2 separate regions of the Mus musculus genome follow, and region 2 is linked to region 1. A link is a loop called in an ENCODE intact Hi-C map of the cell type or tissue named here. Cell type or tissue: heart. All regions are shown on one strand. Links, peaks and the distances in the headings refer to the core of each region. The heading gives the core; the rest is flanking DNA. Region 1 has its middle 24 kb from the start of Gm30500. Region 2 overlaps Dok2 (docking protein 2).

Region 1 (11,325 bases), core at 1,251-9,250:
ATCATCAGGGAAATGCAAATCAAAACAACCCTGAGATTCCACCTCACACCAGTCAGAATGTCTAAGATCAAAAATTCAGGTGACAGCAGATGCTGGCGAGGATGTGGAGAAAGAGGAACACTCCTCCATTGTTGGTGGGATTGCAGGCTTGTACAACCACTCTAGAAATCCATCTGGCGGATCCTCAGAAAATTGGACATAGTACTACCGGAGGATCCAGCAATACCTCTCCTGGGCATATATCCAGAAGATGCCCCAACTGGTAAGAAGGACACATGCTCCACTATGTTCATAGCAGCCTTATTTATAATAGCCAGAAGCTGGAAAGAACCCAGATGCCCCTCACCAGAGGAATGGATACAGAAAATGTGGTACATCTACACAATGGAATACTACTCAGCTATTAAAAAGAATGAATTTATGAAATTCCTAGGCAAATGGATGGACCTGGAGGGCATCATCCTGAGTGAGGTAACACATTCACAAAGGAACTCACACAATATGTACTCACTGATAAGTGGATATTAGCCCAAAACCTAGGATACCCAAGATATAAGATACAATTTCCTAAACACATGAAACTCAAGAAAAATGAAGACTGAAGTGTGGACACTATGCCCCTCCTTAGAAGTGGGAACAAAACACCCTTGGAAGGAGTTACAGAGACAAAGTTTGGAGCTGAGATGAAAGGATGGACCATGTAGAGACTGCCTTATCCAGGGATCCACCCCATAATCAGCATCCAAACGCTGACACCATTGCATACACTAGCAAGATTTTATCGAAAGGACCCAGATGTAGCTGTCTCTTGTGAGACTATGCCGGGGCCTAGCAAACACAGAAGTGGATGCCCACAGTCAGCTAATGGATGGATCACAGGGCTCCCAATGGAGGAGCTAGAGAAAGTACCCAAGGAGCTAAAGGGATCTGCAACCCTATAGGTGGATCAACATTATGAACTAACCAGTACCCCGGAGCTCTTGACTCTAGCTGCATATGTATCAAAAGATGGCCTAGTCGGCCATCACTGGAAAGAGAGGCCCATTGGACACACAAACTTTATATGCCCCAGTACAGGGGAACGCCAGGGCCAAAAAGGGGGAGTGGGTGGGTAGGGGAGTGGGGGTGGGTGGGTATGGGGGACTTTTGGTATAGCATTGGAAATGTAAATGAGCTAAATACCTAATAAAAAATGGAAAGAAAAAAAAAGAAAAGAAAAAATAGAAAGAAGAGAAGAGAAGAGAAGAGAAGAGAAGAGAAGAGAAAAGAAAAGAAAAGAAAAGAAAAGAAAAGAAAAGAAAAGAAAAGAAGAGAAACCTCAAATAACTAGCCAGTACACTGGGGCATATCTTCAACATAAACTCGTGTTCTCAGAAAGGACATTATTTTTTAAATTTTTATGGTTTTTTTTATGTTTTTTTTTTTATATCAAATCATTGGATTGGGTTCTTGTGGCTGAGCCATTTTATTTCAAAGCCAGGAAATCCTTTTTGTTTAAAACTAAACATTATTCAGTTCATTTCTCTCCACTCATAATTTTTCACAGGCAAAGACAGAAGTTCGGGTAACACACTCTCTTCCCAGACACACAGAGTTACTTTTTCAACATTCCATGTCCAGATAAGCAAGAATTTTACTGTCTTTCCACCCTGTGACCACTCGTTCTCCTCCAGTTCCCAAGACATCTTGATCCCTGGCTTTCATCCAATCACCAACAGTCTTAATGTGCCTGCAGCCTGCACTGGTGGGTCCCCTTGGCCTGGGGTTGGCAGGCTACACCACAATACCACTGCTCTTTTTTAAATGGTCATCTAAAAGTTTTGGGGAAAAAAAATCATGATTTTATTTTATGGGTATGAATGTTTTGCCTGCATGCACTTCTGTGAGCCATGTGTGTGTGTCCAGTGCCTGAGAAAGGAAGCCACTGGACAAGTTGCATGACCTCTTACCTCTGAGGATCCTAAATGCACCTCCACCTTGCTTCATTGGGTGACATCGCCACTGCAGCCCGGCAAGTTTTATTGGAAATCATTTTCCAACACAAAGGGAGGAACTGGAAAGAAGTTGCCGTCTCATATAATCTTCCAGAAAACCACTGTTGTGATGTATTTGTGAAAATCCTTTCCAGTTTGCTGTGTAGTTAACAAGTTATTCCAAAGCATTTTAATTTTCAGGTTTGGAAACTTTCCTGAACTCCTGTTTGTACTGGTGTTGTTGTTGTTGTTGTTGTTGTTGTTGTTGTTTTGTCTTTCTTAGATGACTTTCTACTCAAAGGACACAGTAAGATTAATGTTTTCAAATTTTTCTATGACTCAAAATGTGGTACGTGTTGGCAAATGTTCCACATGAAACGTTGTGAATATCAGTTAGTTCAAGACTTTGTCAGTGAGTTCTGCATTCCTCTGAATTTGTGTGTCTAGCGTTCAGTCAACCATTCTTCTGTTGAATGTTTCGAGGTTTTTGCCTGCACTTTGACTTTGACTTAGACTTTGAACCTAAGTAATTTTATGTCTTTCTTTTATCACTCCCTCTGGCTTCTCCTCTAATTGCTTCATCTGGGACACCCAATACTATGCTAAGTAGAACTGCCAAGAGCAAGCGTCCTCTGTCCTCTGTCACAGAGGAAATGACATAGTCTCACCACTGAACTCAATGTCAGCTATGAACATTTTATGCGTTGCATTTATTGAGGCTGTTCCCTCCATTCCTGGTCTACTGAGTATTTGTAGTTGAATGTAATTAATGATGATCATTTAACTTTGGCATTAAGGTAATGCTAGCCTCTTCTTCAGTTTTGGGATATTTCACAGGGAGGGGTCCATATTAACAAGATAAGGATACTCAAATTCTAAATTTTGGTGAGGATGCATTTAAATCATGGCACATACCCTCCTGATTATTACAGCTTTATACTACAATTTTAAAACTCCAACTGTGTTGATATTTCAACTATCCTCTATTACAATATGTTGATTTTTCATTTCCCTTTTTTAACTAGCTCGTTGATATGTTCATGTAATGTGTTTGACCATGCTCACCCCTCCCTCAACACCTTCCAACCTTCCAGCTCAACCCTTTCTCTGTCTACCCAACTTTATGTCCTCTTCTCTCTCTCTCTCTCTCTCTCTCTCTCTCTCTCTCTCTCTCTCTCTCTCTCTCTCAAAACCCAAGTCTAGTTTTGTGTTGTCCATATATTCTAGGATGTGTGGCCTTCCACAGAGTATGATCAACTTACCAGTTTCAACACTCTTTTTTTGGGGGGTGGGGGTGTCGAGACAGGGTTTCTCTGTATAGCCCTGGCTGTCCTGGAACTCACTTTGTAGACCAGGCTGGCCTCGAACTCAGAAACCCGCCTGCCTCTGCCTCCCGAGTGCTGGGATTAAAGGAATGCGCCACCACGCCCAGCCAGTGTCAACACTCTTAAAGAAGCTGATTCTCCACCAGTCCACAGCTATCAGTTGCCAATAGCTCTTCAGCTAGAGATGGGACATGTGCCCATCTCCTCTCTCAGTGGAGAGAATCCATCTGGCTTGAGCTTGCACAGGCCTTACACATGCTGTCAGAATCACTGAGTTTATATGTGCGGCTGCCCTGCTGTGTCCACTTGTAGTGGACAAGAACACTTGTAGTCGACATCTGCCTCTGACTCTTAGACTCTTCCATCCCTTGTTCTGCAATGACCCCTGAGCCTTGGGGTGAGGGGTGTGATAATAGATGTCCCATTTCAGACTGAGAATTCCAGTCTTTTATTCTCCGAATCTTGACCAGGTGTGGGTCTCTTTCAATTGCCATCTATTGAAAATAGAACCTTTGGCCATTAAAAAACTATTTATTTTATGTGTATAGTTATTTTGACTGCATGTACTTTAATGCACCACATACATGCCTAGTGCCATTGGAGGTTTGAAGAGTGCTAAATCCTTGGCACTGGAGTTGCACATGGTTATAAGCCACAGTAAGCATTTTGGGAATTGAACCTGGGTCCCCTAGAAGAGCAGGCAGTGTTTAACCCCAAGAGTCTTTAACCCCAAGAGTCTTTTACTACTCCTCAAATACTTTATAGTTCAGTTTAGGGTTTTGTTTTGTTTTATATTCACAGAAGAATCTAACAAGATAGTTATTAGAGTACCAGCAAATACTGTTAAGTTAGTATTCTAACTAATTTTATATTTAATGGAATTGTAAGTTAGTAAAATCAGAGAAAGCAATTAGAAAGCTGTGCATTTTATAATTTTTTTGATAGAAGAAAACCTATGATTTTTATGAAACTGTAGGTCACTAGGGATAGGAGGGGCTTCCCTCCCATATTCACGAGCACTCCGTAAGTGGTGTTAAGATGTGGCTCAGAGGTACGGCTTTCCTACTCTATCTAGTTAGACACCTGAAAGTGAATAACATAGATGACACAGTGACGAAAGTGAAGGCAGACACATGTGACAAGCTGTGTCACTACCACCTTTCTATTAACTAATTAAAGAGTTAGGAAGGTTTGCCTGAGCTCACACTATGATTTTAAAGTAATTGTAAACAATGGATATTTTAATTTTTGCAGCAGGGTTTTGCATAGCGCAGCTTGGTCTTCGTGTTGATATTTATGGCAAGGACGACCTATAATTTCTGATCCTCCTGCCTCAACCTCCCAAACGCTGCATCCCACATTGCTTCCTTTTCAGAGTGGAGTTATCTTCCTTTTCACTGAAATTGTCTTCATTGGCAAAACTCTATAGAAGTGGGTGAGTTGTTTCACACACTGCGGAATCTTCCATTCCCCTCATAATAGAACTGTTTCTTTGTCACGTTCTGATCCACAGTCTCCTGTCTTCACTAAGCCCCAGCTCCTCTCACTCACCCAGAATTCCTAATTGAGGTAGCATGCAGCCGGGGGCCTTGCCAGATGATGGCAGTAGAAGACCATGCAAGCACACAGGAGAACCAGGGTCAGGGCACAGAATGTGTGTTTCAGTTCGGAGAGGCTCTGATAGATAGCCAAAAAAATACTCAAAAGGAACACCTTTTTAGGAAGGGGATGCTTGCTCCGTAGGCCTAAAAAGCTTGATACTATCTAAGAATTCTCTGAGGAAGTTGATTTTCAAAAGAGATTTAAGGATCTCTTCAAACAAAGACAAAATAGAAAACCTATTGGCTCTAGATTAGCATACGCGTGGGACAGTCTTTGCTTCTAGAACCAGGTAAAGGTAAACCCAGCTACTGACTTCAAATAATAGCTTCTATATAAAGCTCATTGCGTTTTCATGTTTTGGACAGTTTCTACTTCCTTAATACACTCAGTGAGAATTCAGAAAACAGAAGAATTTAGAAGCATTGTACTGGCGTCGCAGCCAATCCAGGGTTTAGCTGCGATTTTAAGAAAGACAGACCGGGCATTCAAAAGGAGACTTTATTCCTATGTCCCTTCCCTGTGTTGGTCCCTCTTTCTTTGGTTGCTCCTGCCTTCTAAAGTACAGCCATACTAGTGAGCTCCATTTAAGTTCACGGGGTAACCTTATGGAGAGAGAGCTTGCTGCAGTGGAGAACACAGATTCTGTGCAGTTCACTTTTCAGTTCTGACTTCAGCCCCAGTACTTAAGTCCCGGGCATGCTTCGTATTTCTTTGAAAGGTTGCTAATAGTATGTGCGAGCATAAAAATATACAAATACGATTATAGTAATGAAATCAGCATTATGGAATTTTTCTGGTCAATAATATATTATACATATTTGTTAACTATTATATTGCCCATGGGTATTTAAAGTCCACAAAAACAAACAAACAGCAACAAAAATTTAAAGAATTTTTTTTCTCATGAATGAAATACAAATTAAATAGGAATGGGGACACACAAACTAATGGGTTCTTTTATTTAATTTCCTCGCTGGTGATCAGGGCTTCAGAGCAAGGATACAATAGTTCTAGTCTTGAGGACAGGAAAGGCATCTGCCATTCCTTCTTTAGGCTGGAACTGAGTGTGTTCAGGAACCTTCTCAGCCTCTGCCACCTTCTCAGCCTCCGCCATACAGTCCACTGCCTGAAATGTCACCATGGCAGTTTGCAGTACTTAAAGCTTTAGGATGGGGTCCCCAATGAAAACAGGGAGGTGCTCAGAAGAATGTGTGGGTACGAAGAGGAATGTGAAGACACCACTTGAAGACAGCCCCTAGGAGATGCATGTCCAAGTCCTGGTCTCCCATTACCCACCAGTTAGCAGCAGAGGGGTCACTGGCAGGTCCCAGATATTCTCCGCCTCCTCCCCCCCATTCCCCCCCCCCCCACACATCATTCTGTGTTTACTGCTTTGGGCAATACACAGATAAGCATATGCAAATTGATAATAAAGTGACCAAATTGTCTTAAAACGCAACCACAGACACATTGAATGCTTCGTAACTACCGTTTTGAAGGAGGGGTTGCGTTTTTCCTGGTAATGCTATATTTTTTGTTTTGTTGTGTTCGGGCCGACTGGGAATAGCAGGGGAACTGGGGTAAGGGCGGGAGGAGACTGTTCTGATCTTTGTTCTGACCTGCTTTGTAGCCTTGGGACAGAGCGTACTTTCAGACTTCTGCTTTGCTGTTCACTGTAAAGAGAGTTTGAGACATAGGAACAGAGTTCACCCTGCAGGGAGACAGCCCCTTGCCCAGCATTAACCAGTCCATGCAGTCAGCTCCCACATACATTCACACATTCGGATCATTATGAAAACTCACAAAATTATCTGTGTGTTTTTAGTGAACGTCTCAACAAGGACATAGGAAAGTTTCAGAGCTTTCACAAAAACTCTGAGAAACCATCACAGCTTTTCTGTTATTAATCCATTCTCTGTTTCCAAAAAATTAATCTTGACAGTGCCCAAGGTTTTTTTGTCTGCAAGATTAATGCCAGTGAAATGGCTCAGCAATTAAAGGCCTTGCTGTGTAGGCTTAGAGACCTGAGCTCAATGCCCAGAACCCACTAAGGATGGAAGGAGAGAACAGGATCAACTCCACAAACCTGTACTCTGACCTTCTCACGTGTGCAGTGGCATGCACAACCGTATACCAGTCATTTGAGCATAAGCATGCACACACATTACACATTACACATACATTCATACACACACACACACACACACACACACACACACACACATACACAAAACAAAGAAACAAACAAACAAGCACCTCAAAAGGGGCCAGTGAATTCTTCCTGCCTCAGTATATTAACACTTCTACTGTTGTATTTTGTAAAAAAGAAAAGGAAGACAGAGATATGTTTGGTAGAGCGAGGTATGGTGCAGTGTGGTAGGAGTGCCTCTGTGGGCCCATGTTGAGGCATCCCTTCCCCCTCCCCCCACAGGTGAAGTGGTCAAGCTCAGGGCATTTGGAAAATTCCACCAAGACCCCAGAGCATAAAGACCCCTTCCTTCCTGAAAGGGAGAGAAGGTCAATGATAGGCAGCCTTCCCATCCTGGATTATATTCCTCAGGAAAACTGCAGGGCACACTGACCATTGGCCACCTGCAGACAAAGGGCATCCTTGCCACCTCATTTCCTAAGGACCAGTCAGTTTAAAAGTCACACTGTTCTGCCAATCACATTGTGCCTAGTTGCTGACACTCTATTCTGACCCAGGAAATGGCATAAAAACTCACTGAAAAGGCCACCTGGGGTCATCGCCTCTCCTTCAGCTGCAAGATAACCCCAATGCATTGGAACAATAAATTCCTCTTGCTTTTGCCTCAATCCCTGGTTCCACGTTGTTCACTCTGGGGTCCTCAGTAAGCTAAGACTCATTAGAGTCTTACACAGGTACTAGCCACACGATGTATAGCATGGAGTTTAGGGAGCATAGGGAGGGGGGTTGATTAGGGAGTAGAAACAGAGAAAGGCAGAGAGAGAGAGAGAGAGAGAGAGAGAGAGAGAGAGAGAGAGAGAGAGAGGAGTGGAGGCCAGCCATGAACACATGGAGAGAGATGGGGAAGGGGAATGGGGAGAGAAGAGACAGAAGAAGAGAGAGAGGAAGAATGGAGAGGGTAAGAGGGTAAGAGGGTAAAAGGGTAAGAGAGAGAGGAGGAGGCAAGCAGCTCCTTTTCTACTGAGTGAGGAGTACCTGGCTATTGCCAGGTAACTGTGGGGGTGAAGCCTAGAAGGAATGACAATGTCTACCACTTAAAGCAAGGCTGCAGTTTGAAGTGATCTGCTTAGTGGATTTGAAATAACAGGTCAGTCTAAAAGTTTTATTATTCCAAACTTTAATGAAAACAACTCTGTAATATGCTTATAATACTTCAATTTAGTAAGGGTAGTATGATGGGAACCTTCAGCTGTTGTGAATTGTAGTTGCCTGTCAACAAAAAAATAAGCCATTCTGCTGAAATTACATTAGTGAATAATTTGTGGAATTTTGAAATGATTGGATGATGTTAAGTATTCAGAGTTAGTATAAGCATTATGAAAAATAGTGTGAACGTTACTTTTTAAAACGATGCATGGTCTAGTAACACATTTGAATATTTGTCTGAAAGCAATGAAATTAGTATATAAAAAAGGATGTCTGAACTAGCTTGTCAGTTGTCCTCATCTACTTGTTTGGGTCTTTGTTCAGAACCATGTAGAAAACACCAGCTGAATAAGATGAGAAGATACTAGGAAGTTTAGTCATGTTTTCAAGGGCTGAGAAAACAATCTCCATAGTTTCTAGGTGGGGCTGGGGGTGTGAAGATAAAGCAAAGACACTGTCAAATACACTCTGGTCCTTGGCCTCTATGTAGCACCTCACCATCATCATTCTGAAGGGCTCACATTTCCCAGGCACTCACTGTCCCTGTCACCACTGACATAAAACCTTTGGACAACAGTTTGAGAACACTGAAACATGATTGTGGTGGTTGGAATAGGAATGGCTCCCAAAGAATGCTTGGAACATAGGGAGTGGCACTATTAGGAGGTGTGGCCTTGTTGGAGTGGGTGTGGCCTTGATGGAGGAAGTGTAGGATTTGAGGTCTCCTATGCTCAAGGTAGGCCCAGTGTGGCTCACAGTCTCCTGCTGCCTGCAGATGAGGGTGTAGAACTCCCAGCCCCTTCTCCAGTATCATGTCTGCCTAAATGTCAACATGGTTACCATCATGATGATAATGAACTGTAAACCAGCTCCAATTAAATGTTGTCTTTTGTAAGAGTTGCCTTGGTCATGGTGTCTCTTCACAGCAGTAAAACCCTAAGACAATGACTTTACCCTAAGACAAAGAATATTCAGTAGATACCTCTTCTGTATATCTAAAGAACAACGTAAAATGTGTTGAGTGATATGACCTTTTGGCTATTTAATTTCATAGAGTATTTTTAAAGGGGACCTAACCAATTCCTCTGGTGATGATGGGGGCTTCAGAAGTGGTTCAGTCCTTCCTCTACAGATTTCCATGATGTTTGACTAAGTATAAATCACTCCACTGTTTTGCGACTCACATTACTTACACATAAAACAAGTAGTACCAACCTCTGGGAGCTGATGAGACTACAAGGTGTAAGACTTTTTTAAAAAGATTCTTAAGCATGCTATAAATGTGACCAATAATCTTGGCTCAAGAGATATGGTTGTCCCACAAAATAATTGCTCCCATGTTCTTAGAGAGTTAATTTTATGTTGAAATTATTCTGTGTTAAGATAAAAACTAATAGTATGAGGAAATGCACAGTTTAGAGATAGATGCTGGTGCATGTTATACTAGTGTGTGTGTGTGTGTGTGTGTGTGTATAAACATAGAAGAACTTGTGTGTACAGTAAGTAGAGAGGCAAATATGATTGCATTCCCCCACGAGCAGCAATGCCTGGGATGATTTATTTTCTTAACTCTTTCTCTGAGAACATGGGAATTTAAGAATCCACACCCTACATTAGACTCATGTTTCATCCCTAAAGACCCCACTGGTTTTGACAGTCAAAGTCAGAACTGTAACTGACCTCCTCAATTCAGTAGTGAATATAAAGAATATTTGGCTAATACGTGCCTGGTTTTCATGTAATTATTTGTAACTTTTAGAGATAAATGTAGCAAGAACAAGTAAGTTTTAAGTACACAACATTTCTGTAGCAATCAAGAATTTGACTTCTCTCTCTCTCCAGGGAGAAATTTAAAATAATATACTTTAACAAACTCTTCTGTTTCCTTTCCCTCCCTGGCCCACCAAACCTTTTGCATAGCTTGCTGAAGGACCAACACAAAGCAGAGGGAACTTGATGCTTGCTGGGTACCACCATGACTTAAAAGCTATCTTCAGCACACGCACTGTGATCAGAGAAGAAACTATTATTCACTGTGTTTACTCTACAGCCAATTATAGCAGCAGCAAATACTGAAAGTGCTTTGTAAACATCCTGGAAGACTGGGCCGACTTGTTAACCTACATGACAATGCAATTAAAATATACCCCTTCCTCCCTCCCCAGACAATTTACAACAAAACAGACTCACTGAATTACCAACATTATTAAAATGTACTCAAACAGTCAACTATGCCAAAGAGAGGCATTTAAGAGAAAGGAGCTGTCACATCTAGGGTTATATTATTATTATTATTAACTTATTGTCATACTTCTCTCATATTTCTTACTAAGAATTCTGATATTCTCAAATTAAAAGAAGCACATATCTTACCCATCTCACTCTGAACTATGCTGTAGATAGTGCTTAGGAGGAAGCTCAGGAAGCTTCCTAGGAACCTACTTTGTCCACATCCCTCCCTGGTCAGGAGGTCCTTACCATTCTCTTAGACTCATAAACTCATCTCTGTGTATGAAGTACTCAAAGTCCTTAAAACATTTTGATAAAGGCTCTTCTCTTTTGTGTTCTGGGGCAATATTTGATCCTGTGGAATTCTATGGAAGCAGTCCTATGTAAGTGAGGGCCTTTGAAACCCTGGGGTTTTAGTCTATCCCGAGGACTCTGGAGTTCAGCTCTACTTCAGGTAAGGATGACAAGCAATGACAGCATTTGTGTGTTTTGGGGAAGGCTACCAAACTGTACCTTCCTTGGGTGTTGGTGGCCTTGCTCTTTGGGGACAGAAGCATCAGCTTCATCAAGTTCTATCCTCTGCTGGAAAATGGCATTCTAAACCCAGTCCCCATCTTAACAAGCCAGGTTTCTGCATTCTGTTTTGCTCATAATGGATACCGGCATTATGTCTCGTGTGTGTATTTAAGATACCAGGGCAGAGAAGCAGTTTATAAATGTGGGGTCTGCCATTTTGTATCTGAAACTTCTCCTGAAATTTTTAGTTTATGTTATGAATATTTCTGAAAGAATTACTGATATATATATATATATATATACACACACACACATATATATACAA
Region 2 (11,325 bases), core at 1,975-9,974, 1.7 Mb after region 1:
GCGGGCCATCCCCCAGAGCACCATCACTGTATATTATTGAAATATTGAAAAGCACCTGTGTTTCTCCACCTCAAGAGAAAGCTGAGTTGTATTTGGCCTTTCAATCAGGGTCAAGCGCACACTTACAATCCTAGCTACTTAAAAAACTCAGGCAGGAAGAGAGTGATTTGTGAAGCCAACCTGAGCTACATGGTAAGATCTAAGACCATGAGGAGAGAAAAAGAAAGGGGTTGAGGGGAGACAAAAAAAAAAAAAAAGGAAAGTGGAAGAGGATGAGGCAAGGAAGAATTAAGTGAGGGAGAAAGAGAAAAAATGATAAACTGTAATGTGTTAAGTGTTTTCTGGGCACCTTATTTTATTTTTATTCATTCGGTCATTCATTTATTTAGAGATACATTCTCACTGTGTAGCTCAGGCTAGCCTCAGACTAACAACCCTGACTCAGCCTCCCATGTGCTGGGATTGTGGGCCTGCTTACCAAACTTGGCTCCCAAGCAGTCCCTCAGCTTTATACCCACTCCTCCTCAACTTCCTTCTTCATTACTCCCAGTTCCTCTTTCTGGCTTCAGGGCAGTAGTCCCAGGATCTGCACAGACCATACCAGTTGGCAAGTGGCACTAGCTGAGCCACCTGATGCTTTGTCCTAGCCAGCTGCTAGCTCCCTTGCCCCAAAGTGCTCACTGCTTGGTGCCAGTGGATGCTGTGATCATGAAAGGGGTGCTTCCCTGAGGCTGCCTAGCCTCCAATTTTGCTTCTAGCCTATGCAGCAGCTTGCCCGGCTGGTGGCACCATTCCTAGGCATAATAGATCATGTGAGCATCAGATTCAGCCACAGGAATCTGCCCTCCCCTGCTGAGTCCAAAATAGCCATATAAGGGGCAGTATGGCGGTTTCCTGCCCCTGGAACAGAGCCAGCAGAGCGTGGGACTCCTTGAGTATTGGTGGTTGTTGTGGGTGTAAGGCTTTCTTGTATAATGTACATGTTTTCATGGTTCCCCTATGAGGAATGTCCTCTCTGCCAAGGTTAATGCCTCTATGATAATCAGAGACAGCGTGAGCCTGGGAGGCAAGAATGTGTTCTAGGTCTCAGCAAATGGTAGAATACTGTGGCGTTCAAGACAGCTCCTACGGCTGTGGGAAAGAACATTGAAAACATGAGTTCAAAAATAGATCATTTCTCAACCATGCAAAATGTGAATTGTGTAAGGAGTGTCACAGATCTGAAGGAGTAGGGGCAGCTACACCACAAACCATCTTGCCAGAAAGACACAAAATCAGGTAGATTCCTGAGTTCAAGGTCAGCCTGGGACAGAGGGAATTTAGGCCCAGTCATGGTCCACATGGTAATTCCAGGACAGGTCTGTGCTTGCTGACTCTTCCTAAGAAGGCTGAGGTCAAGGGATGCTGATTCATGGGATAACCAAAAGGAAACCTGGGGGAATGACTGAATTGATAAGTTAAAAAAAAAAATAAACTGGGCTTTTGATCTCTAAGAGTTGAGCTATCCAGATAATTTTTAGAATAACAAAAGAGAACTGCTTAGAGAAGAAGAACATAGAGCATTTAGAAAGCTGTCTCGAGCAGAACTTAGGCTGCCAGCTTGGACCCACAGTTTGACTTCAAGTCATTCGTTTTGCAGGTCTCCAACACCCTTCTCTCTATCTCAAACATTCCTTCTCCAAGAACCCCTCTCCAAGCTGAGGCTGAGGAGTCCTCAGCACTCCCCCTCCTAGTGTGGAAAGGAAAGGCTGCAGGCAAAGCATTTCTGACCTCTCCTTGACCTCTCTTCCTCCTTTCTTCATTCTTTAGAACCATGTGTCCAGGCAAATCCTTCCACCTCTACCAAGCCCAAGTCTTCTCTGCAAAGACTGTGGGGAAGCTGCTTGCCTATGACCCAGTGACCCTATTACTAAGATAAGCATAATTTGACTGCTGGTTTGAGAGCCAAATGAGACTGTGGTAGACACCGGAGCTCAGCATGTGCCAAGCACTGTCCTGGGAGCTATGCTTTCATTCATCCCTTTTATCTTTGCCACAAACTTCAAAGAGGAGAAGTGTTACCATCTCCTTTTCCCCCAGCAAAAACTGATGCAGGTGCCAAAAACACAGCTGCCTTTGAGCAGAGGTAGAACTTGAACCCAGGGAGTCAAGCTGCAGCCTGTGTGCCCAGCCCACAACATTAAGCTGTCCCAAGCATGCTTGCTACAAAGATGGAAGTGTTGTGAACACTGCATACCACTGCCTTCACTCTACCATCCCTATCCACAGCCTGGAGATTGATGGACTCTGCTCTGTGCCGGGCAGTAGAGGACCAAAGCCAAGCAATGATGTACAGCCTCCTGCCAGGGGGAAGCCAGCCTAGCACCTAATTGGATCAGACCCCCCTCCCAGGATTCCTCTACCTCCTCCTCTCAGCTCGCTATCTCTCCAGCCCTGCCCTGCCTGAGGTTCTGCAGCTGCCCCAGTTGATTTTATAAATGGCCCTTGCAAGAGGTGGGCACCTTGGCTAATTGAATCAACGCCCAGAAGGCAAGAGGCAGGAGGCTGGTTAACATCAAGGCCGAAAAGTGGTGGCAGCAGCAGCCTGAGGAGAGTCCCCAGGGAGGGCTGAGTGAGCCAGAGAGGCTCAAACAATCAGATGCTGAAACCTTTCCAGATGCTGAAAGTCCAGGTGGAACCTCCTGGGGGGGGGGGGGGGGGGGGCTGGCATCCCCTTCTCTAAGCGTGGGGCAGGTTTACTCAGATTAGCTCACACACACACACACACACACACACACACACACACGCACGCACGCACGCACACGCGCACATGCACGTGCACACAGTTTATACACTCTGAAGAAAGTAGGAATAAAGAGAAATGGGAGAGTCAGAAAAGAATGGGAATGACACAGCATTCAGCAGTAGTGAATTTGGGTACATGCCTCCAAGCTGGGGACCTGAACCCTGAACTCCTATCTGCCCTGATGCCAATGCATGGCTGTGGCACACAATGACATCTCAGTCAATGACAAGCTGTATATAAAGTCTGTAAGATTAAAGCAGATGAAAAAAAAATACCTCCTGCCTGGCATGTTTATGGACCCTCTTCTATCTTGGATGTTTATATATACACAAATACCATTATGTTACCAATACATCCAGTATTTCACATATAACATAGCTCTACATGTTTGTATCCTAGGTGAAACAGGCTATGCCACACATCTATAATATATACATATTACAGATATATTGTGATTATATAGAACATATATAAATTATATATTACATGCATATATGTGTTATATTTATATAGCAAATAGTATAAATTATATTTACACACAGACATATATACAAACATACCATGTACCTTAGGTACGCAGTTATATATCACATAGGTATAAAAATTCAGTGGTGCAAGATAACCTACAGAATCAACTAGCCTGGGCCCCTAAGGGCCCACAGAGACTGAACCACTCTCCAGGGAGCCTGCATGGGACTGACCTAGGCCCTCTGCACATATGTTACACTAGTGCAGCTTGGTCTTCAAGTGGGACCCCTAACAGCCGGAGCAAGGGCTGTTTCTGACTCTGTGGCCTGCCTTTGGGACCCTTCCCTCCTACGGGGCTACCTTGTCTAGCCTCAATAGAGGAGGATGTGCCCAGTCTTACTGCAACTTGATATGCCAGGGTTGGTTGATGGGAGCCCCCCCCCCCCTTCTGAAAAGACAGAAGACAAGTAAATGGAGATTGGCAGGAAGGACTGGGAGGAGGGGAAGGAAGGGAAACTGTGGTCAGGATGTAAAGTGAAGAAATAATTAATAAGCCGGGCGTGGTGGCACACCTTTAATCTCAGCACTCGGGAGGCAGAGGCAGGTGGATTTCTGAGTTTGAGGCCAGTCTGGTCTACAGAGTGAGTTCCAGGACAGCCAGGGCTACACAGAGAAACCCTGTCTTGTAAAACCAAAAGAAGAGGAAGAGGAAGGAGGAGGAGGGAGGAGGGAGGAGGAGGGAGGAGGGAGGAAGGAGGAAGAAGAAGAAGAAGAAGAAGAAGAAGAAGAAGAAGAAGAAGAAGAAGAAGAAGAAGAAGAAGAAGAAGAGAAAAAGAAAAGAAATAATTAATAAAAGAATATTCAGTGGTGACAATGTGTAGTGACAAATTTCTCAGAACATGTCCATTCATTAGACAACCTATGACCTCAATTAAAAGATTAAGCCAGTCTATAATAGTCCTAGATACACCTAAGTTTCTCATAGTATCAACAGGTACTAAGCAGCTTGCCTAGAGCCAGAGACCCATTCTGGGTGGCAAGGTCTTTGTAAATCCTTTGCTCGGGCCCACAATGGCAGGTCTGTTTCCTTCCTTGCCTGTGCACTTTCCCCTGGCCGCCTGGGTGGCTCAGCGGCTCTTGAAGGAGGCCTTGCCTCAGTGTGTCTGTCTGTGGTGCTCTCAAGCGCTTCTCTCCCTGACCCATCAGTGACCGCCTCTGCTGCTCCCCACTGCTTGCTCCTTTGAGTTGGGGCTAGGGGCTGGGGAACCTTCCGGAATCCCAGCTTCTGAGAGAGAGGGACATACAAGTGGCAGTTGCTCTGTAGTATTACTGGATGAATGATGCACACACATCGCGGTGACACAGACACAGCTAAAGCTAGCTAAGAGGCATTCAGAGCTCCCTGCAGAATGGGGCACACCCACTGGCTCATTTCCTCCGAGGACACTAAAAACCTAGTCAGCATTTCCCCAACAGCCTTCTAAGGACTTTCATTGCCACTCCCAGCTTCCCCAAATGCTCTACTTCCGCAGCTACCAACCCCTCACCCCACTTTTCCCCAATCAAGCTGTCCACCACGTCCCCTGGTGAGATCACGTGATCTCAGAGTAGAGCAACCAGAAAGTTCTGTCTCTTGAAGGTGAAGGGCGCAAAGAGATAGGGATCGGCTCAGGATCCCATATTTTGAAAGCGTGTTCACATTTCCGGAGGGGAATCCCAAGGTTCGGAAGACTCCCGAAGCTGCCCCTCACCACCAGATCCTTCAGGTAGAGAAATTCGTCCCTCAGGACCAGGCACCCACCGCGCCTCGCAAGCTTAGTCCCTAGTTGCAGTTTCCACAGGCTGGCACTGCCCCCTGCTGGGCACATTCGGGATGAGTGCGTCAAGTGCCAAGTGAGGAATCAATAATGTGGCCTTCTTTGCTTTGAGACACAAAGCGTCTACCTGACTCCTGCCCCAATGCTCTTCCCCCATGTCCTGAGGAGCCTGGGCTCCTTGGAGAATTGGACCCGCAGATTGAATGCAAACCTTGGCACAGACAAAAGTGGCAGAGAACCTCTTACCTGCTCCAGCTTACGTACTCCGTTAATAACTGTCAAAAGCTACCATAAGACAAAACCTAGGAGGCCACACACCCGGGGTCTTGAAGGCATGGATCTGTGTGTCTGTTGCTCATTACTCTCCTGGATGCTAGAACCTTGTCTTGCACTAGAACCTCACTGTGACTGGACAGAATGCAGCCGCCGTCTTTCTGTTTGGTTGGTTGGTTGCTTGCTTGCTTTTTTGCTTCTTTGGTTTTTTAGTTTTTCGAGACAGGGTTTATGTATGCAGCCTTGACTGCCCTGGAACTCTGCTCTGTAGAACAGGCTGGTCTTGAACTGAGAGATATGCCTGTCTCCGGAGTACTGGGATTAAAGACTCACCCCCTGGCTACTGTAGCCATCGTAATTAACCTCAGCATGTGAGGATCCAAGCTCACTACCTGAAACTTAAGTGTCGCCTTGGAAACCTCTCTTCTTCGTCACCCAAGCTGCACAGGAGCTAACTCTGTAGCAGCTTTTGAATCCCAGGAACCCTTTCAGTGGCATCTCTACGCTATACCTCTCACCCCCAAGTCCAGCTTCCCAGAGCTGCTGTCCCTAAAGATTTATTCCTGTGGCATTCCTTACCCAAGAGCCTCAAACCTCCCTTCCTTCTCCCACTAACAATGAGCTTCCCACAACATACTCCGAATCTGCTGCTGCCGACACTACCCCTCCACCTACAGCAGGTTTCTGTGTTGCTAAGACCTCCCAATGTTCATGTCGTCCTAAGCCAAAGAGGCATGGGGCACACCTGACCTACCAAGAGATTGGAGGCCATTGCCAATGCCCCGATGCCGGCGCTGAGGAAAAGGAGCCCATCCATAGAGATCAGCTGATCAAAGTTCAGTGTTCAAAATGTGGTTTCTACTGGATGGATGTTTCCTGCTATCACTAAGTCAACATTCCAACTAAACAGTGATGGAGCAGCTCGCTCTGGGTCCAATTCCTTCCTGACTCCTTCTGTAGCTTTAGTATTGTTCCTTCCAAGATATCCTCTCTCTCTCTCTCTCTCTCTCTCTTTCTCTCTCTCTCCCTCTCCCTCTCCCTCTCCCTCTCCCTCTCCCTCTCCCTCTCTCCCCCCAGACCCCTTAAGTACCATCAAAGCCCTTCCCACCCTGAAAGGCCCACCTCAAACACCACCCTTTGCTATGAAGTCTTTCTTGGACATTAACTGCTTCTGAAGCACCTGGCCTTGGGCTGCCTATGTGGCACTTAACATTCCCTTCTCAAGGACAGCCATCTGTGCCTTGTCTCTCTCAGCTTTACACATATATGTAAGGAGGGGTGGGGTGGGAATCATGTCCTAGGAAAGGCTGGCCAGGACCACACAACCGGTAAGTCTTATTTCTAGTGCATAAAAGATACAATAAGTCACTCATTTCTTGGGACCCATGAGATGGTTCAGCAGGGAAAGATCGCCAAGACTGATGGGCTGAGCTCCATCCTGGAACCCATGGAGGATGGAGAGAACTGATTCCTGCAAGTTGTCCTGCATCCTCCATGTGGGAGCTGTGACAAGCCCTGCCTGCCCATACACGCAGAAGTAGATAAATGTAAAATCTATTAACTGCTAAGTCTTTCTCGAAATCCAGATTTGCCATCAAACCCTTCACGCATCCACTGCCATTTTTCTGTCCTTGCAAAAAGTAAAAAAGCAGATGTTTGAAGGTTTTTCATGCTTTGAATGGACCTCATGTTTCATATGTTAAAAACAAAATCTCCCAAGTTATATGCTCATGGATTTGGAAGCAGGGCTTTGGGATTGGACGATGAGGGCACTGTTTCTGTAGATGAATGAAGTGATTCAGGAAGCAGTGCATGATCCAGGGAACAGCCTTGCTTTCTCTCTATGCTTGCTGTCTTCTTGTCACATCATGTCCACTGTGGTATTATCATGCAAGAAGAAGGCTCTCACTGGATACCATAAACATTTTGTGTTTGTGGACTCCCCAGCCTGAAGATCCACAAGCTGAAAATAAAATCTTTTTTCTTCATAAACTACCTAGTCTGTGGCATTCAGTTATAGAAACAAAAGACAGATTAAAATAAAGATTTTCCTAGGGGGGGTGGGAGGGTCCCAGACCTCCTGGGGCCTCTGACCCTGTAGACAAATGCTGAGGACCCAGCAGAGGCCCAGGGAAGACATCCCAGCCAGTGGAAGAAGCACTCGGCAGGTCAGCCCCAGCATTCTCTCCCCTCACAGCATTACAGGCCACAGAAGAGTAGTTCGAAATTGGTTTAATGTATAGAAAACTCTGGGAGCTAGAGGGACAACAGCTACTCTCGCTGCTAACCAGAAGCCAGGGTTGTCCCAGGAACAAAACATCTATAGGCAGGAGGCCTGCCCACACCGAGGAGCCAGGACATCTGTGGAAACCCTTTGTCTCTTAAGAGAAATGGCCCCAGTTCCCTTTAGACCCAAGGCAGTGGGAGGAAGTGGAAAAGTGTAGGAGGAGGGTGGGTCCCTCCAGGGCCCTCTTTCTGCTCCAGGCTAGTGACTCACACAGTACACAAATAAGGCACACCGAGCCTGGGGCCCAGGAAGGGGCAGTAACCAAAAGGACTCTACCAGAAGCCACCATTTCCCCTCCACAGCTTCCGAAGACCTCCCTGGGAACCACATATCCCATCTTCTGGCCATCCCCTACTTTGGGCCTTTTTTAAGTATGACATTGTCATACTCAGTTGCCTGTGGCCAGTCAGGCACAGAGGAGTCTTGCTGGAGGGAGCTGGGACCCCCATCGGCAGTGGCCTGCTCCCTCCATGTCTCCCCTGAGGGCCTCTGTGTCCTGTCATAGAGGGACAGGGCAGCCACACCCTCAGGCTCATCATATATATGGTCAGGTAGAGGGGCCCCAGGATCCTCCTGAATGCTGTCATACAGTGGGTCGGGAAGGTGTGGAGGGGGGCCCGTCAGGAGGCCCCTGAAGCTCTTCCTCAGGGAGTGAGCCACCGTATCAAAGGGTACGGCATACTCCCCCTCAGGGGCCCCTGGCCTCATGCCAGGCACCAGTGTGCCAGGGGATGGAGAAGGCAGAGAGTCGTGGGGCCGGGAATAGGGGCTTTCAGGTCGAGGCAGCACAGTGGGCATCATGGGCCCTGTGGCTGGCAGGGATGGAGGCCCGGAAGGGGTGGCATTCTTCTGGACAGCAATGACCTTTTCTAAGGCTTGGAAGATCTCATTGCCGTGTCGTGTTTCGAACTCAAAGTTGCCCTCTCCAGAGAGACAGCGTCTGCCAGCCTCAAAGGAAAAAGTTGCCTACAGTGAGGGGGGAAAAGAGGGAAAGAACTGTTCTTCCCTGGACTCCACCCACATGGAAAAGTGCTGACCCTGGCACCAGAAACTTCTCTTGGAGCTCTTGGAGCTCTTGCCCCTCTGCCTCTGCATTTTGTTTGTTGGGGTTGGTTGTTTACTTGGGAAAAGGCTCTCACCATGTAGCCCAGGCAGGCCTTCAACTCTGTCTCCTGCCTCAGCCCCCTCAGTGCTGACATTATAGCTGTGTGCCACCACATCTGGCAAGAACACGCTCCTCCCCATCCCTTCTCCACATCATCTCTCCTCACCTAGGCCTCTTGGCTTTCACTCCTTCCCCTCCCACCTCTGCTGTCTCTCTAGATGACCTTCCTCCTCGATCCACTCTCTCTTTATTGGCTCTCTGCCCCTCCCTCGTTGTTCTCCTTAGGTAACTCATCTTTGGTCTCAGCCCTTCACTCACTCACCTTGTCACGCCCAAAGCGTCGAAGAAACCTGTAGGGCCAGTCATATAGCTGTGTGCCTGGCTCAGGGCCACCCCACAGCTCCAGGGCACTCACCCCGGTCCGGAGAGTATAGGACCCTCGGAGCCGGCAGCGCTCACTGGCTTCTGTGGGTCGTATGGTCACCATATATTCCTTGCAGAGCCCTGGAGAGGAGAAGAAAGAGAGGCAGCTTCAGGAAACAGTGGGCTCCTTCTCCACCAACCCATCCTTAGTAAGCATGCCAGAAATTCTTGAGAAAACCCTGTTCGTGTTATCTGTGATCCCACCACAGATCTTAATGCCTAGGCTGCTGACCCCACCTCCTCCCCTGGAAGGCATTCTTCAGGCCCTCGGCCATACCACCCCAACCCTGTGCCCACATCCTTCCTGCCACTGCTGCCAGAGCCACAGCTTGGTTTTCTCCACACCATCCATCACTCCCCAAGACCCTGATGCTAAGCCCCAGGTGAAGCCTGCCCCTGCGACTCCCATAGCCAGTGCCCCTTCCCGTGGGTGGAGTGTAAACGGAAGAGTTTCTCTCCCACACCTCCGTGATGAGCCTAGAAAGCACAAAGAAAGCCAGAACTGGGCCTCCCTTATCAGCACCGCATTTCCCTATTCACAGGACGCCCTGCACTGCCAAACAGACACGAAGCAATTCTCTCCTCCCACAATCACTTCACGCCCCACAAAGAGAGAGTCAAACCGAGACCCTCAGCCTCAGTCAGGGCAGGCTGAGCCAAGGCAGACACTGGGGTAGGCCGGGTTCCAACGACCTTGAGCCACACCAAGAAGCCAGGAAGAGACGCTGATAAGCTGGGCCCAGGGTAACCACAAGGCAGGAAGACCACAAGCCAGCCCATGCCTCCTCCCTCCCGCACCATAGGCCCCTCAGCCCCAACTCTCACCTGTGGTGGAGCTGCTATACAACTCGTTCTCCTCCATGCAGGGACTGCCGCTCTTTTCCTCCAGTCCTGGTGACCCTTTCCTCTGTCCCTGAGGAGGCAGGTCCCGGGTCTTAGCACCAGAACCCACCCCAAGGCTCTCTGACATTCGCTTTCAGTGCACACCCAGCCAGCTGGTTCTGGGTGCACTTCAAACTGGGCTCCCTTAAGGAAGAACTCCCCTAAAAAAGAGTTTTGGTTCTTCTACCACCTGTCCACAGGAAGTATCTAAGTAACATCGCCCTCCCCTGGTGGCCGCCCTCCCCTGGGCCACTTTGTACCCCTCACCGGGAAAGCCAACAGGCAGATGGCCTGTATCCAGTCACTGCGCTCTGCCGAGGGGGCTGCCAGTAGGTACAGGCGCTCCTTGGTCTCCAGGATGAAGGCACTGGTGTCCCGGGGGCTGCTGGCCTCACTGCCTACCTCTGCTACCCGTAAGCAGTCACTGAGGCGGACAACCTTCCGAGTGGCCTCTCCTCGCCGTGTCTTCTCGGGGACATCCTGGAGCTCTAGTCTGGCTAGGGCACAGCCAGACTCTCCATATAACACGGCTGCGAACCGGCGCCACTTCTGAGCCCAGGTATGCCACGTAGAGGCCAAGTGGGAACCATCGGAGATGGAGAGATGGTCATGAAAGGGGAGAAGAGGAACTGTGGGAGAGGTAGAGGGGCTGGGGCAGCCACACAGGATGGGGAGAATGGCAAACATCACAGCCAGTCAGAGAGGCCCGAGAAGACAACAGAGACCATGGAATGACAGAGCTGACCAAGATCCGCAGGCTAGCCAAAGGCCACAGTAAATGTCCAATGGATGCAGAGTCCAGGAAGATGACAGGCCCATCAGCCAGGTAGTGGGAACAAAAGTCACTGAGCCCAGAGATGAACAGTGAGGGGAGAGTAGCCTAGACCAGGGACAAGTCTTCATTTCATAGGAAGGTTCTGGCTCCAAAATTTCCCACCTCCTCTCCTTTTTTGTCTCACTGATTAAGGAGTTGGACCATGAGAGACAAACAAAGAAACAGAGACCTAGACAGGGTGAGGTGGGTGTTGGGGTAAGCACAGCTGGGTAACAGCAGGAGGCAGAAGAGCTTCCCCTTCAAAGAGGCTAGGGAAGGAAGAGGTTGGAACACCCTGGGGCCACAGCTCAGTAGCAGTCAAAGGTGAGAGGGACCTCTGCTGTCATCCCAAACTGACTGGCCCCCAACTCTTCCTTCCGTACCCGCCCAAGGTACCCCCAAATTCAATACTGAGCAAGGGAACAAAAAGAGAGAGAGATAATGTCAGAATCTGCTTCCTCCCCCACAAGC

Evidence for each region. A loop is a pair of places that touch in the nucleus more often than their neighbours do. Peaks named below come from ENCODE experiments on the same cell type or tissue, not always from the same donor. Only the 100,000 strongest peaks of a DNase experiment are listed, where the experiment ranks them.
Region 2: a loop joins it to region 1, with 9 times the contacts of the local background. A loop is called at or near these places in 9 of 42 quality-filtered maps.

Annotation. Positions count from the first base shown.
Region 1 is chr14:72,510,151-72,521,475 of GRCm38, reverse strand. No RefSeq gene overlaps it. Among named protein-coding and RNA genes, the nearest start is that of Gm30500, 24 kb to the right of the region's middle. In heart, for the core only: a CTCF peak has its summit at 4,895 (motif pointing right); no DNase peak of the experiment used is centred there.
Region 2 is chr14:70,774,730-70,786,054 of GRCm38, reverse strand. It overlaps Dok2 (docking protein 2), which reads right to left. Exons shown (of 5, transcript NM_010071.2): 2 at 10,308-10,589; 3 at 9,984-10,071; 4 at 9,058-9,239; 5 at 7,561-8,596. The coding sequence ends at 7,982. Among named protein-coding and RNA genes, the nearest start is that of Dok2, 6.0 kb to the right of the region's middle. In heart, for the core only: a CTCF peak has its summit at 5,116 (motif pointing left); DNase peaks (open chromatin) are centred at 4,684, 5,064, 7,784, 9,124 and 1 weaker place; H3K4me3 peaks cover 1,110 bases; H3K27ac peaks cover 2,554 bases; H3K27me3 peaks cover 549 bases.